Regions from separate parts of the Homo sapiens genome. Here all the other regions are linked to region 2. A link is a contact called in ENCODE Hi-C or POLR2A ChIA-PET data. All regions are on one chromosome and are shown on one strand. Each heading gives the region's core, a stretch centred on a gene start or an enhancer-like site at or near the end of the contact. The rest is flanking DNA. Distances are from core to core; before and after follow the strand shown.

Region 1 (3,915 bases), core at 368-2,867, 1.5 Mb before region 2:
CTGCACTGCAGCCTGGGTGACAGAGCAAGACTCCGTCTCAAAAGAAAAAAAAAGATGAATGGATAAAATGTGGTACATATGTACAATGGATTACTATTCAGCCATAAAAAAGAATGAGATCCCGTCATTTGCAACATCATGGGTAGAACTGAAGGTCATTATGTTAAGTGAAATAAGCTGGGCACAGAAAAACACACTTATGCAAAGAGAATCGCATGTTCTCACTTATTTGTGGGATCTAAAAATCAAAACAATTGAACTCATGGTCCTAGAGAGTAGAAGGATGGTTACCAGAGGCTAGAAAGGGTAGTGGGAGGGTAGGGGGAAGTGGGGATGGTGGGGATGGCTAATGGGTACAAAAATAAAATATCATCATAAATAAGACCTACTATTTGATAGCAAAACAGGGTGACTATAATCAATAATAACTTGTGTATTTTATTTTTTTGAGACAGAGTTTTACTCCATCACCCAGGCTGGAGTGAGTGCATTGGTGCCATCTCGGCTCACTGGAACCTCCACCTCCCGGTTCAAGTGATTCTCCTTCTTCAGCCTCCAGACGGAGTTGCTGGAATTACAGGCGCCCGCCACCACGCCCGGCTAATTTTGTTTTGTTTGTTTGTTTTGTTTTGAGACGGAGTTTCGCTCTGTCGCCAGACTGGAGTGCAGTGGTGCGATCTCGGCTCACTGCAACCTCCAGCTCCCTGGTTCAAGCGATTCTCCTGCCTCAGCCTCCCTGAGTAGCTGGGATTACAGGTGTGCGTCACCATGCTCAACTAAATTTTGTATTTTTTTAGTAGACACGCGGTTTCACCATGTTGGCCAGGCTGGTCTCGAACTCCTGACCTCGTGATCCGCCCGCCTCCGCCTCCCAAAAGTGCTGAGATTACAGGCGTGAGCCACCGCGCCAGGCCTAAAAATTTTTTTTAATTAAAAAATAGATATCCTTCTAGCTCAGAAAAGTTAGCTGATCCCTCCTTTATACTCTCTTCCTAAGTTCCGTTCATTCTGGTGGCTTTAATTACCATTTATAAGCCAACGATTCCCAAAATAACATCTTCGGTGCAGATCCCTTATAAGGATGACCAGTCATTAATATTCAGCTTCCTATCTGTTAGTCCCACTCAACATGACTTAGCAAGATCTCAAAATGAACGTGTCCAGAACAGCTCCTACCTTAGCCTACCCCATCTCAGTAAATGGCCCCAATATTTATCCGATTGATCAAGTGACAATCTTAGGAATCCTTGACACCGCCCTCTCCCTCAATCCCCATGTCCAATCTACCACCAAACCCTTCAAAACAAAACCCAAGTCCACACTCGTTTCCAATTCCATTGCCTTCCACTCTTTTTCAACGCAGCCGCACCCACATCTCATCCTAAACGACCGCAGCAGCCTCTGAAACTAGTCTAAACACGCCCAGATCTGCCGACGCCGCAGACCCCCTTCCCCCAGCCCAGGGTCGGAGGCGAGTCGCCGGGGGTCGGCAGAGGTCAGCAGCCTGCGAGACCCTCCTAGGCTCGTGGCCCTAGGCGCGGCAGCTGACACGTAAGTCTCGTCGCCCGACGTTGTTTCGGCGCTCAGAAACAACGTAAAGTAAAGGGGCGGGGCAGCGTTTTACAAACCGAACCGTGAATCTTTGCGGTTTCTCTTTCCAGCCAGCGCCGAGCGATGGGTGAGTGTCGCTCTGCATTGAGGCGGGTGAAGGGAGGTTGAGCTCAATCAGGCCCCATCCTGCTTCACAGCCTACTGAGGAGTCCAGACGCCCCGACCCCCGGCCAGGGACAGCCACGAGGAGTGGTGGCCCTCGGGTTTCGGCCGCCCAGCCCGTCTCTGGGGGCTGCGAAGGCTCTGGGCTCCGGGTTCCGGGCCGCGGGCTGCGGGCTCCGAGCGGCGCCAACATGGCTGCCGCGAGGAGGAGGCCCCGGCCTGGCCGCACGTGTATGATGACAACTCGGTAATGCTGCATACTCCCGAGTGCGCGGTGGGGAAGCCAACCTTGGAGAGCTGAGCGTGCGACCGGCCCGGCGCGGGGGTCTCCGGGAGCTGGCGAGTCGCTAGCACCGAGTCACAGTGGCTCAAGCTTCCTTCCCCGCTTCCACATGCAGGCATCTCTCGGGACAACTGGCACAAGCGCCGCAAAACCGGGGGCAAGAGAAAGCCCTACCACAAGAAGCGGAAGTATGAGTTGGGGCGCCCAGCTGCCAACACCAAGGTGGGTGCGAGCGTGGGCCTGTCCGCCTGGGAGGTCGCCTTCCCCCGCTCTCCAGCGTGCTCGGGTCTTTCCGTGTGACAGTTGTGCGTTCTTTCTTGGGCTCTGATTTCTCTGTAGTAGGGCCTGGGTGTCCTGTCCCCCTTTAGCTGTTGGATAAGTAAGTACCAAAGAGGGAATGCTCCCTCAGGCCCCCAAACCTGGAGCTTAGGATTTCAGAGAGAAGGATACTGTGTGGGGACTTGAGCTTCTGGAGAGGGTGGCGCCTCGCGTCATAGTCAGAAGCCTAGTCTTGTTTTTTTTACAGAGGCTTAATTTTCAGCATTTGGGGTCAGGCTTTCCTCTTGGAGGCAAGTAGGGTGATGAAAAAGAATCCTTAGGCGTGGTTGTGGCCGTCTTGGTCACCTGTGTGCCACTTGCCAATGCAAGGACTTGTCATAGTTACACTGACTGTTGCCTCCTCCCGGCCCAGGTTCCTCTCCCTCACTTGCCTTGCTCTCCTTGGTAACCTAGTTCCTGTAACCTTGTGTTTTCCAGATTGGCCCCCGCCGCATCCACACAGTCCGTGTGCGGGGAGGTAACAAGAAATACCGTGCCCTGAGGTTGGACGTGGGGAATTTCTCCTGGGGCTCAGAGTGTGAGTGAGGCCCTTTGGGAGTGGGTGGGAAAACGCACCTAAACGGTCTTAAGATTCACCAAGTGGGCCTGGCGCGGTGGCTCACGCCTATAAGCCCAGCACGTTGGGAGGCCGAGGCGGGCGGATCACCTGAGGTCAGGAGTTCGAGTCCAGCCTGGGCAACAGAGCGAGACTCTCAGTAAAAAAAAAGATTCAAGTGCTTTTAGCAAGTAGTCTGTGGCTTAGACCAAGGCATTTGAAGTTTCTCCTTGCTGAAAGATCTTAAGGTAGCTGGGGAGTTCTCTCCACCCAGGCTGTCCTGCTCCAATCTCTTTTTTTGAGATTGGGTCTCTGTTGCTCAGGCTGGAGTGCCAGTGGCGTGATCTTGGTTCACTGCAGCCTCCGCCTCCTGGGTTGAAGTGATTCTCCTGCCTCAGCCTCCCAAGAAGCTGGGATTACAGGCGTGTGCCATCACACCCGGCTGCTTCTGTATTTTTAGTAGAGACGGGGTTTCACCATGTTGGCCAGGCTGGTCTCAAATTCTTGGCTTTAAGTGATCCACCCGCCTTGACCTCCCAAAGTGCTGGGGTTACGGGCGTGAGTCACCGTGCCCGACCTGCTCTGATCTTTCTGAACTCTGCAGCCTGAGAGATTGGGGCTGGTAAAGACTGCGGGTTGCCAAACATAACTAGAAACGTGGGTTAGGGGGTTGTGGAAGACGAACTGATGCCCCATGGCTTGTAAAGGCTGAGAGTTCCCTTATTTCTCCTTAAGGCCTCATGGGGCTGAAGAACCTGGAGGAGTGTGCCAGGGCCATTTGTCCTCCAGTTTACTTGATGCCAAATTTCTCCTGTGAGCAGGTTGTACTCGTAAAACAAGGATCATCGATGTTGTCTACAATGCATCTAATAACGAGCTGGTTCGTACCAAGACCCTGGTGAAGAATTGCATCGTGCTCATCGACAGCACACCGTACCGACAGTGGTACGAGTCCCACTATGCGCTGCCCCTGGGCCGCAAGAAGGGAGCCAAGCTGGTGCGTGTTACTTCCCTGTAGGGGTTGTGGGGAGGGCAGCCTGACTCC
Region 2 (4,455 bases), core at 368-2,867:
CCCCACGTCGGACCCAAGTTTCCCTCGTCAGCGGCCAGGCCGCGGCCAGCGGTCCCCAACCCACAGCCCCGCCTCCCAGCCCAACTGGCCGGTTCGCCCTCCCCGGCCGTTCATCCCGGCGCCCCAGGCCGCCCTCCATCCAGGCCCGGCCCTTTGGTCCCGGCCGCCTTCAGGCCTGGGGCCCCCGTTCACTCCCATTCAGCCCAAGGCCTCTTGGCGGCGCCGCGCCCCCTGCCACGGCAGCCCGGCAGTCCGGGATCCCCGGGCCGTCGCCCCGCTTGGGGCCTCCTTGGCCCTTCCCGCCTGTCCGTCATTCGAGCCTCCCTCGCTTGTTTAAGCCGCTCCGGGCCCCCCTCCACTCGCTCTCCGGTCCCTCCTCGCCGCTCGAGCCGATCCGAGTGGCCTCCGGCGCTCCCTGTCCTGCGGGTCGCACGGTCGCTCGGTCGCTTAGTCAGTTTGGCACCCGAGACCCCGGTTGTCGGTTCGCTCCCGTCAGCCCTGGGCCGTCAGACAGGCCGCGGCGCCCCGACCCTTTCGTTCGGCCTCTCCCCCTGCCCCATTCCCTCGCTCTCCAATCTGCTGTCCTCCCCTCCGCCCATCGGCTTGGCCTCCGGAATCTCGACCCCCGTGGCGTGTCAGGCAGATGCTGGAGCCCCGGGGCCATCAGTCAGGTTCGGTGGCCCCGGGCCTGGCCTGGCCTTGCCTTAGGCCGGGCCTCCTAACCTCGGCCCCTGCCCTAGGGCAGCCGGGCCATCGCTGCCCACCGGTTCGACATCCGAGACTCTCCTGCCCGGCCCAGCCGAGTGTCAGTTCGCGCGGCCCACAGCCGCAATCCAGCCTCAGTCGCCCGGGCCCAGCCTGCTTCGCTCCAGACCGGGCCTCCTGGCCTCGCCCCCCGCGCCCCCGAGCCAGGCCGCGGTGCGGGTCAGCCTGCCCATTTAGGTCTCCGTCTTTACTCTGTCCAGCCCTGTCAGTCACAAAATTCATTCTCCGATCCTACGAGCTGGCTTTCAGCGCCCCAGGCTGGGCCTTGCCCCGGGCCTCCCGGCCTCGCCCCCCGCGCCCCCCGGCCGCTGGGCCGCCCCTTGCTCTTAGCCAGAGGTAGCCCCTCACCCCGCGACTTACCCCACACCCCGCTCTCCAGAACCCCCATATGGGCGCTCACCGCCCGCCCGCACAGCTCGAACAGGGCGGGGGGAGCGTTGGGGCCCGAGGCCGAGCTCTTCGCTGGCGCCGCCTCCCGGGACGTGGCCTCCATGGTCGTTGCCGCCGCTACCTCACAGAACCAGCAACTCCGGGCGCGCCAGGCCTCGGGCGCCGCCATCTTGGGGAGGTGCGCGAGCCCGAGAGTGTCGCCCGCGGACCGCCATCTTGAAAAGGTCAGCAGTTAGGACGGCTCCATAAGCGATATGGGGAAGAATGTGAATTATTCTAAAGAAATTTCGAAGAAATTAGCACACTTTCCAAGTCTCTTAGGAGCTACTATTTTAGATAAACTCCTAGATCAATTATACTTGGGTGTGGTATGACTAAGGGGATGTTTCTTAGCAAAGCCTCCTCGGGTGCAAACATCAGCTACCCCTAACCTCTGCCTGCGGCTGGTAGTACATGCCAATCTGAGCATGTGTTCGCGACCACGATGAGTGTGCCGCACTTCCGGCCAGATCGCCGGATTTCCGCTGAGTGACCCTTACAAGTCCTTCTTGATCCTGAACTGGGTTAGGTGCCGCTGTTGCTGCTCGTGTTGAATCTAGAACCGTAGCCAGACATGGGACTGGAGGACGAGCAAAAGATGCTTACCGAATCCGGAGATCCTGAGGAGGTAAGGCAAGGCGATCCACTCGGCCCTCTTCTCTGCCCTGAAGCCCAGGACCTAGCCCGCCAAAACACGCACGGGGCCCTCTTAGCCCCCAGTTTACCCTCTAGGGTTTGCATAGTCGGGAGCTCTAGTTCCCTCGACCTTTCCCCAGAATTCGTCCGGTGACTTTGGACAGATAGATGACTAGTTTTTCTCTGGGCCTCGGCTTCTGCATTCTGTGAATGTAGTGAAGGTTTGAGAGCGAAAATGTTTTGTGGACTAAAGTCTTGTAAAAATATGACCTATGTTTGCAGTCAGTCAGATGTTCTGAAGCCCGCGTTTCACAGATTTGGGGAGCAAACAGACCGCCTTGCCCCAGCTCAGGTTAGGAATCCCTACCACATCTTCTATGGAGGTTCGGAAGACCTGGCCTTGTGTTCCTTTTCTTTGAGGAAGGTGTGTGTCTTTGGGGACAATGAAAGAATGTACGATGTGATTCTGTGATGGAAGAGGGAGCTCTTTCCCAGAGAAAGAGTGCTGCTATAATTATTGACTGCTTGCTATTCCAAGTGCTTTATATGCACTAATTAATTTTTTTTTTTTTTTTGAGATGGAATCTCGCTCTGTCGCCCAGGCTGGAGTGCAGTGGCGTGGTCTCGGCTCGCTGCAACCTCCGCCTCCTGGGTTCAAGCGATTCTCCTGCCTCAGCCTCCCAGGTAGCTGGGACTACAGGTGTCCGCCACCACGCCTGGCTAATTTTTGTGTTTTTAGTAGCGACGGGGGTTTCACTCTGTTGGCCAGGCTGATCTCGAACTCCTGACCTAGTGATCCGCCCACCCCGGCCTCCCAAAGTCCTGGGATTACAGGCGTGAGCCACCGCGCCCGGCCCTAATTCATTTCATCTACACACTATTCCTATGAAGTAAGTGTTGGGTACTATTAGTGCCATTTTTACAGATGAGGAAACAAGCATAGAGGTTAAATATCTTTTCTAAGGTCATGCAGCTACCAAATTGGTGCAGCCAGGAATTGCGGCCAAGCAGCGCGGTTCTAGAACCAGGACTCTTATCAATTTTGCGACACAGCTACTAGTTGTTTCTAATCTCATTTCCTGTCCGTCTGTTCTCTGGTCACTTGGGGGCAGCCATTCTGGGCTGTGGGTTCAGAATAATTGGAGACTTATTTATCCCTTAATTTTTCTAGTCTTATTATTTCTAAAAAGAAATAGAACCTGAGGCCGGGCGCAGTGGCTCACGCCTGTAATCCCAACACTTTAGGAGGACGGCCGAGGCAGACAGGTAGCATGAGTCCAGGAGTTGGACCAGCCTGGGCAACGTGGCGAAACCCCGTCTCTACAAAAAATATAAAAATTAGCCGGGCATGGTGGTGAACGCCTGTGGTCTCAACTGCTCGGGAGTTTGAGCCCAGGAAGTCCAGGCTGCAGTGAGCCGTGATCGTGTCACTGCACTCCAGCCGAGGCAACCCGAGTGAGACCCTGTCTCAAAAAAAAAAAAAAAAAAAAAAACTAAAGAAAGAAATGGAGCCTGCCTCAGAAAGGTCAGCAAGATCCACCGCTGCAATAGATGAGAAAAAGCAAGTAATTAAGCAGTCAGTTTTAAACTAGGGTATTCTGGCCGGGCGCGGTGGCTCATGCCTGTAATCCCAGCACTTTGGGAGGCCGAGGCGGGTGGATCGGGAGGCCGAGGCGGGTGGATCGGGAGGCCGAGGCGGGTGGATCAGGAGGTCAGGAGATCCAAACCATCCTGGCTAACATGGTGAAACCCCTTCTCTACTGAAAATACAAAAAATTAGCCGGGCGTGGCGGCGGGCGCCTGTAGTCCCAGCTACTCGAGAGGCTGAGGCAGAATGGCGTCAACCCGAGAGGCGAAGCTTGCAGTGAGCCAAGGTCGCGCCACTGCACTCCAGCCTGGGCGACAGAGCGAGACTCCGTCTCAAAATAAATAAATAAATAAATAAAATAAAATAAACTATGGTATTCTATGAGGAACCCATAATTTTTTTTTTTTGAGACGGAATCTTGCTCTGTCTCCCAGGCTGGAGTGCAGTGGCGTGATCCGGCTCACTGCAACCTCCGCTCCCGGGTTCAAGCGATTCTCTTTTGCCTCAGCCTCCTGAGTAGCTGAAATTACAGGCGCACGCCACCTAATTTTTGTATTTTTAGTAGAGACAGGGTTTCACCGTGTTAGCCAGGATGGTCTGGATCTGACCTCCTGATCCGCCCTCCTCGGCCTCCCAAAGTGCTGGGATTACAGGCCTGAGCCACCGCGCCCGGCTGAGGAACGCAAAATTATTGAGGATTAAATCTTTTTATCTGGTGTGATCTTGGTTTTTCTCAGTGACTGGAAATTTTACATGTAGCAATCCATATTCAAACATATTTGGATTTATTTTTTCAAAACCTGCCATGTTATTTTTGACACAAAATTATCAGTGACACAGAATTACCAGTGTTGTAGCATTGCTAATAGGGAAATGATATAAGGGTCTTGTATCTACGGTCCTAATTTCTGTTTTCTAACTCGGGCAGAATGTAATTTTAGTTTTTTTGGGAAAACTTTTTCAGTTTTTTTTTTTTTTTTTTTGTGACGGAGTCTCGCTCTTGCCTGGCTGGAGTACAGTGGCGCGATCTCACTGCA
Region 3 (3,819 bases), core at 1,033-3,532, 1.0 Mb after region 2:
CCACCTGTAGTGTAGTGTAGGCCTGGCTGGGCGCGGTGGCTCATGCCTGCAATCCCAGCACTTTGGGAGGCCAAGGCAGGAGGATCACTTGAGCCCAGGAGTTCAAGACCAGCCTGGACAACATGGTGAAACCCCCTCTCTACTAAAAATACAAAAATTAACCAGGGGTGGTGGCAGGTGCCTGTAATCCCAGCTACTTGGGAGGCTGAGGCAGAAGAATCGCTTGAACCTGGGAGGTGGAGGTTGCAGTGAGCCAAGATGGCACCACTGCATTCCAGCGTGGGTGACAGAGTGAGACTCTATCCCCCCCAAAAAAATTTTTTTCCAGCTGTGATAATAAAAAATATCCCATTCTCCTTTCTATGGTGGGAAGGAAAAGGTAGAAGTTGTGGAGAGGAAAGAGGTAGAAATTAAAGGGAGAATGGAAAAGAAGGGCAAACAAAGGCAAGTAGGTGAGGAGAAGGACAGGAAAAGAGACAGGGAGAAGGGAGGGACTTATAAATGGGAAAAGAAGGGTAGGAAGGATGGGAATAAGTAAAAACAACAACAACAAAAAGAAAGCAAGGAGAGAGAGTAGAGATGGGGAAGAGCCAGAAAATGCTGAGTGAGCTAAGAAAGGACCACCAAAAGAAAAAGGAGAATGGGGGTGGTCAGACAGAGGGCTATACCACTATCTTCCTCTCCTGTTTGCTTTCGTTTACTAACGTCCTGGTCACTCTGCCCTAAACAGCTTAGTTCCTTTCCCATAGTCTTTGTTCACTCCAGCACTATCTGACTTGAACTTGTACCTGTACGACAAATCTAACACCCTGGACTCTTAGTTCTAAAAACAGGACATGCATTCTGCCTCAGTCTTCCATTCCCATGGTCTCACCCTGGACCTTGGCATCATCAGAAACTCAGAAGCTGGGACATTTCAATTCCAAATATCCCACTCAGACCAGCAGCATCCATACTGCCAGAGCACTTGCTCATATACCCCACTGCAATCTTTCTTGGGCCAATGCTCTAAGACATTGGTCCCTTTCCCCACCACCCTCCAACCCCTCCACTACCAGGCTTCATGTGCCATTATTTGCTTTCCTGTATGGTTTTGATTCTACACACAGCATCATGAACATTCTCTTCCAAACACTCTCATCACTTGGCCCCCTCTCTCTGTTGTACTTGCCAGGCAAAATCCCAACCCTCAGTAAATGCAACAAGCTGCCTTCTCTGCCTGTGCCTGAATGGCCAAACATCTTCAATTATTTTGAATCCGTTACCTCAAATATCAAATGAGCTCTTAACGTTGGCCAGAAGGCCTTTTAAAGGCCTGTATGCACCAAGGCTCAGTTCTTGAACGTCTCCTTTTCTTCTCCCTTAAGATTCTTCCCTAATGAAGGGGGCAGGCGAACGGAGTTAAAGGGCTTCCATTGCTGTTAGAATACAGCCCAAATTCCTTTCCATAATCAAAAGTCCTGATCTGCCACCGACCTCACTTTCTCAACTTTTCACCTTCCATTCTCCCCTCATTTGACTCAGCCCTGGTCTCACTGTCACTGGCCTTTTTTCCTTTTTTTTTTTTGAAGCAGTCTCATTGTCACCTAGGCAGGAGTGCAGTGGTGCTATTACGGCTCCTAGGCTCAAGTGAACATCCCAGTAGCTGGGATCACAGGCACGGGTCACGGTGCCCGGCTTTTAAATTTTTGGTCGAGACGGGGTCTCGTCATGTTGTCCAGGCTGGTCTCGAACTCCTGGGCTCAAGCCATCCTCCTGCCTCAGCCTCCCAAAATGCTGGGATTACAGGCGTGAGCCACCGCGCCCAGCCAGGCCTTCCTTCAATTGCTTTAACATGCCAAACCAACTTAGATTTTTTGCACATGCTTTTCTCTGTGGGACACTCTATCCTGGTGTTTGCCTGGTTTCGCTCTTTTCTATCCTTTTGTCTTGGCTTGAATGTCACCTCTTCTGAAGCCTTCTCTGGCGACCCTGGCCATCTTATGTCCTACTTGTTATTTCTTCAAAATCGTACTGCCTTTTGTATGTACTGGTGTTTACTCATTCACACTGGCTACCTCCCCATACCTCACTGGCTGGAATGGAAACTCATTGCGAGCAGAGACAATAGGTTTTGCTCTCCCGCGGATCACGTCCCAGCCTCCAGCTCAGCACCAGACACTTGAGGGCGCAGGATAAAATATCTGCAGTCAGAAAGCACTAATAACCACCCAAGGGTTGGAGGAAAGCTGGCGCGGACCGCACGAGTGTCGCCGAGACGCCGCCGCCGTGCGAAGCTCCTCCCCTTCCGACAGGGCCGCGGACGCCCGGGCAGCCACGGCGGCGGGGCCGCGGCGGGCGCCGGCTCAGCCCGCCCCTTTCTCCCGCCGCCTCCCCGCCCCGCCCCGCGCCGCGCCGGCCGCTGTCAGCTCCCTCAGCGTCCGGCCGAGGCGCGGTGTATGCTGAGCCGCTGCCGCAGCGGGCTGCTCCACGTCCTGGGCCTTAGCTTCCTGCTGCAGACCCGCCGGCCGATTCTCCTCTGCTCTCCACGTCTCATGAAGCCGCTGGTCGTGTTCGTCCTCGGCGGCCCCGGCGCCGGCAAGGGGACCCAGTGCGCCCGCATCGTCGAGGTGAGGCCCGGGCAGCAGGCGGGCTCCTTGGGGCTTGACGGGATGCGGGCCGGCCTGTCCCGCCGCCCCTAGTCCGCGCCCCGCGGAGTCGCCGAGCCGCAGACTACGAGTCCCGGCGGCCACCGCGCCGCCCGCGTGGCAGTGGCCGAGGGCCGCCGGCGCGCGGCGTGCCGGGACTTGTAGTCCGCGCCCGCCCGCCTTGGGGGCCACCGCTTGAGGTCGCTTTGTTCCTGCGCCCCTTCTTTTCTTACATTTTGGGGACCAGATTCGTCTCTAGAGTGGGCTGGGAGAGGGATCCCGGAGGCCAACCTTTGGGGGTCCCCCAGCGCGCAGAGGTTAGCGTGTCGCTGATCGTGTGGCAGGTGAAGGCAGCAGGAGCGCGGATTTGGGTTAGAGGCCGTGTGCGCCCACAGTTGTCTGAAGGAGAGACCTATTTTTCTTCTCCGCGCCTTCCCTCTGGTTCCCTAAACTCCGCACTGTCACCGAACGTGTCTTTACTCTAGAAAGGAGGCCCGTGGGGCGGGGTGTTATTTTAGGCGTGCTGTGGGCTGCCGCTGGCACTCTCGAGCCCCGTCCCCGCAAGCTTTAGGGCGGAGCCAGCCCTGAGGCTCGGCCCGGGTCGGGGATGGGGAAAGCCGGGAGTGCTGTTCTGAGATCAAGCTTCAACCTTTGGCCCTGCTGCCAACTCACGCTCGGCCCTCGGTCACTTCCTGTCTCCCAGCCTCAGTTAGCCCTTGTAATACAGTAAAAAGAGTCTCTGAACCCAGATTTTCTCAGGATATAAAACACCTCCCAAATGTAAAATGCTGTTACTTTTTTTTCTTTTGCTTTGAGACAGGTTACCAGTTCAATTCTTTTAACAATTTTTGAGCTAGATGTATGGTTGGTTAGCTGCATTGACACTGTGGGAAAAAAAGGCTTCATGGACAATCTGGGGAATGCTTGGGAAAGAAGGAAAACAGGATATCTAGAAACAGAAGAGGCGACCATTGGTGGCCTCTAGTGAAATCACTCTGAAACCCTGTAACCAACAAAAGTTTTTTTGACCTAGAACTTATAATTTCCTCCTCTTCTAGGATATGGCCAATATTAGCATGGGGCTTTTGCTTCTCTCCTTATATGTTCATAACAATCAACTCCTGTCCTGTATTTTATTCCCTAAATAGCATCCAGAGAAAGTTAGATGAGTTCAACAAGTCATTATGTGTTG

The links. A loop is a pair of places that touch in the nucleus more often than their neighbours do. ChIA-PET counts read pairs that join two places held with the same protein, here RNA polymerase II (POLR2A). Pooled maps may share reads with other maps.
Region 1: a loop to region 2 is called in a pooled map, with 13 times the contacts of the local background. The contact joins the promoter of RPS8 here to the promoter of LRRC41 in region 2. A Hi-C loop is called at or near these places in 8 of 50 pooled maps. POLR2A ChIA-PET finds 5 or more read pairs at or near these places in 2 of 52 experiments (A673 and WTC11).
Region 3: a pooled map shows a loop between it and region 2 (11-fold over the local background). The contact joins the promoter of CMPK1 here to the promoter of LRRC41 in region 2. A Hi-C loop is called at or near these places in 7 of 50 pooled maps. POLR2A ChIA-PET finds 5 or more read pairs at or near these places in 2 of 52 experiments (CD4-positive, alpha-beta T cell and GM10248).

The regions. Positions count from the first base shown.
Region 1 is chr1:44,773,923-44,777,837 of GRCh38, forward strand. RPS8 (ribosomal protein S8) reads left to right here and starts at 1,618. Exons shown (of 6, transcript NM_001012.2): 1 at 1,618-1,678; 2 at 2,112-2,218; 3 at 2,753-2,852; 4 at 3,692-3,867. The coding sequence starts at 1,675. SNORD55 (small nucleolar RNA, C/D box 55) reads left to right here and starts at 1,943; the gene lies at 1,943-2,016. SNORD46 (small nucleolar RNA, C/D box 46) reads left to right here and starts at 2,570; the gene lies at 2,570-2,667. RefSeq lists a silencer at 1,662-1,871 and enhancers at 1,952-2,241, 3,816-3,915.
Region 2 is chr1:46,301,999-46,306,453 of GRCh38, forward strand. It overlaps LRRC41 (leucine rich repeat containing 41), which reads right to left and starts at 1,618. Exons shown (of 10, transcript NM_006369.5): 1 at 1,126-1,618. The coding sequence starts at 1,324. UQCRH (ubiquinol-cytochrome c reductase hinge protein) reads left to right here and starts at 1,700. Exons shown (of 4, transcript NM_006004.4): 1 at 1,700-1,822. The coding sequence starts at 1,769. RefSeq lists enhancers at 1-123, 1,154-1,553, 1,289-1,872, 1,873-2,454 and silencers at 1-373, 404-473, 824-973, 1,004-1,053, 1,104-1,163.
Region 3 is chr1:47,331,508-47,335,326 of GRCh38, forward strand. It overlaps CMPK1 (cytidine/uridine monophosphate kinase 1), which reads left to right and starts at 2,283. Exons shown (of 6, transcript NM_016308.3): 1 at 2,283-2,609. The coding sequence starts at 2,439. RefSeq lists a silencer at 2,196-2,835 and enhancers at 2,222-3,025, 3,026-3,819, 3,346-3,405.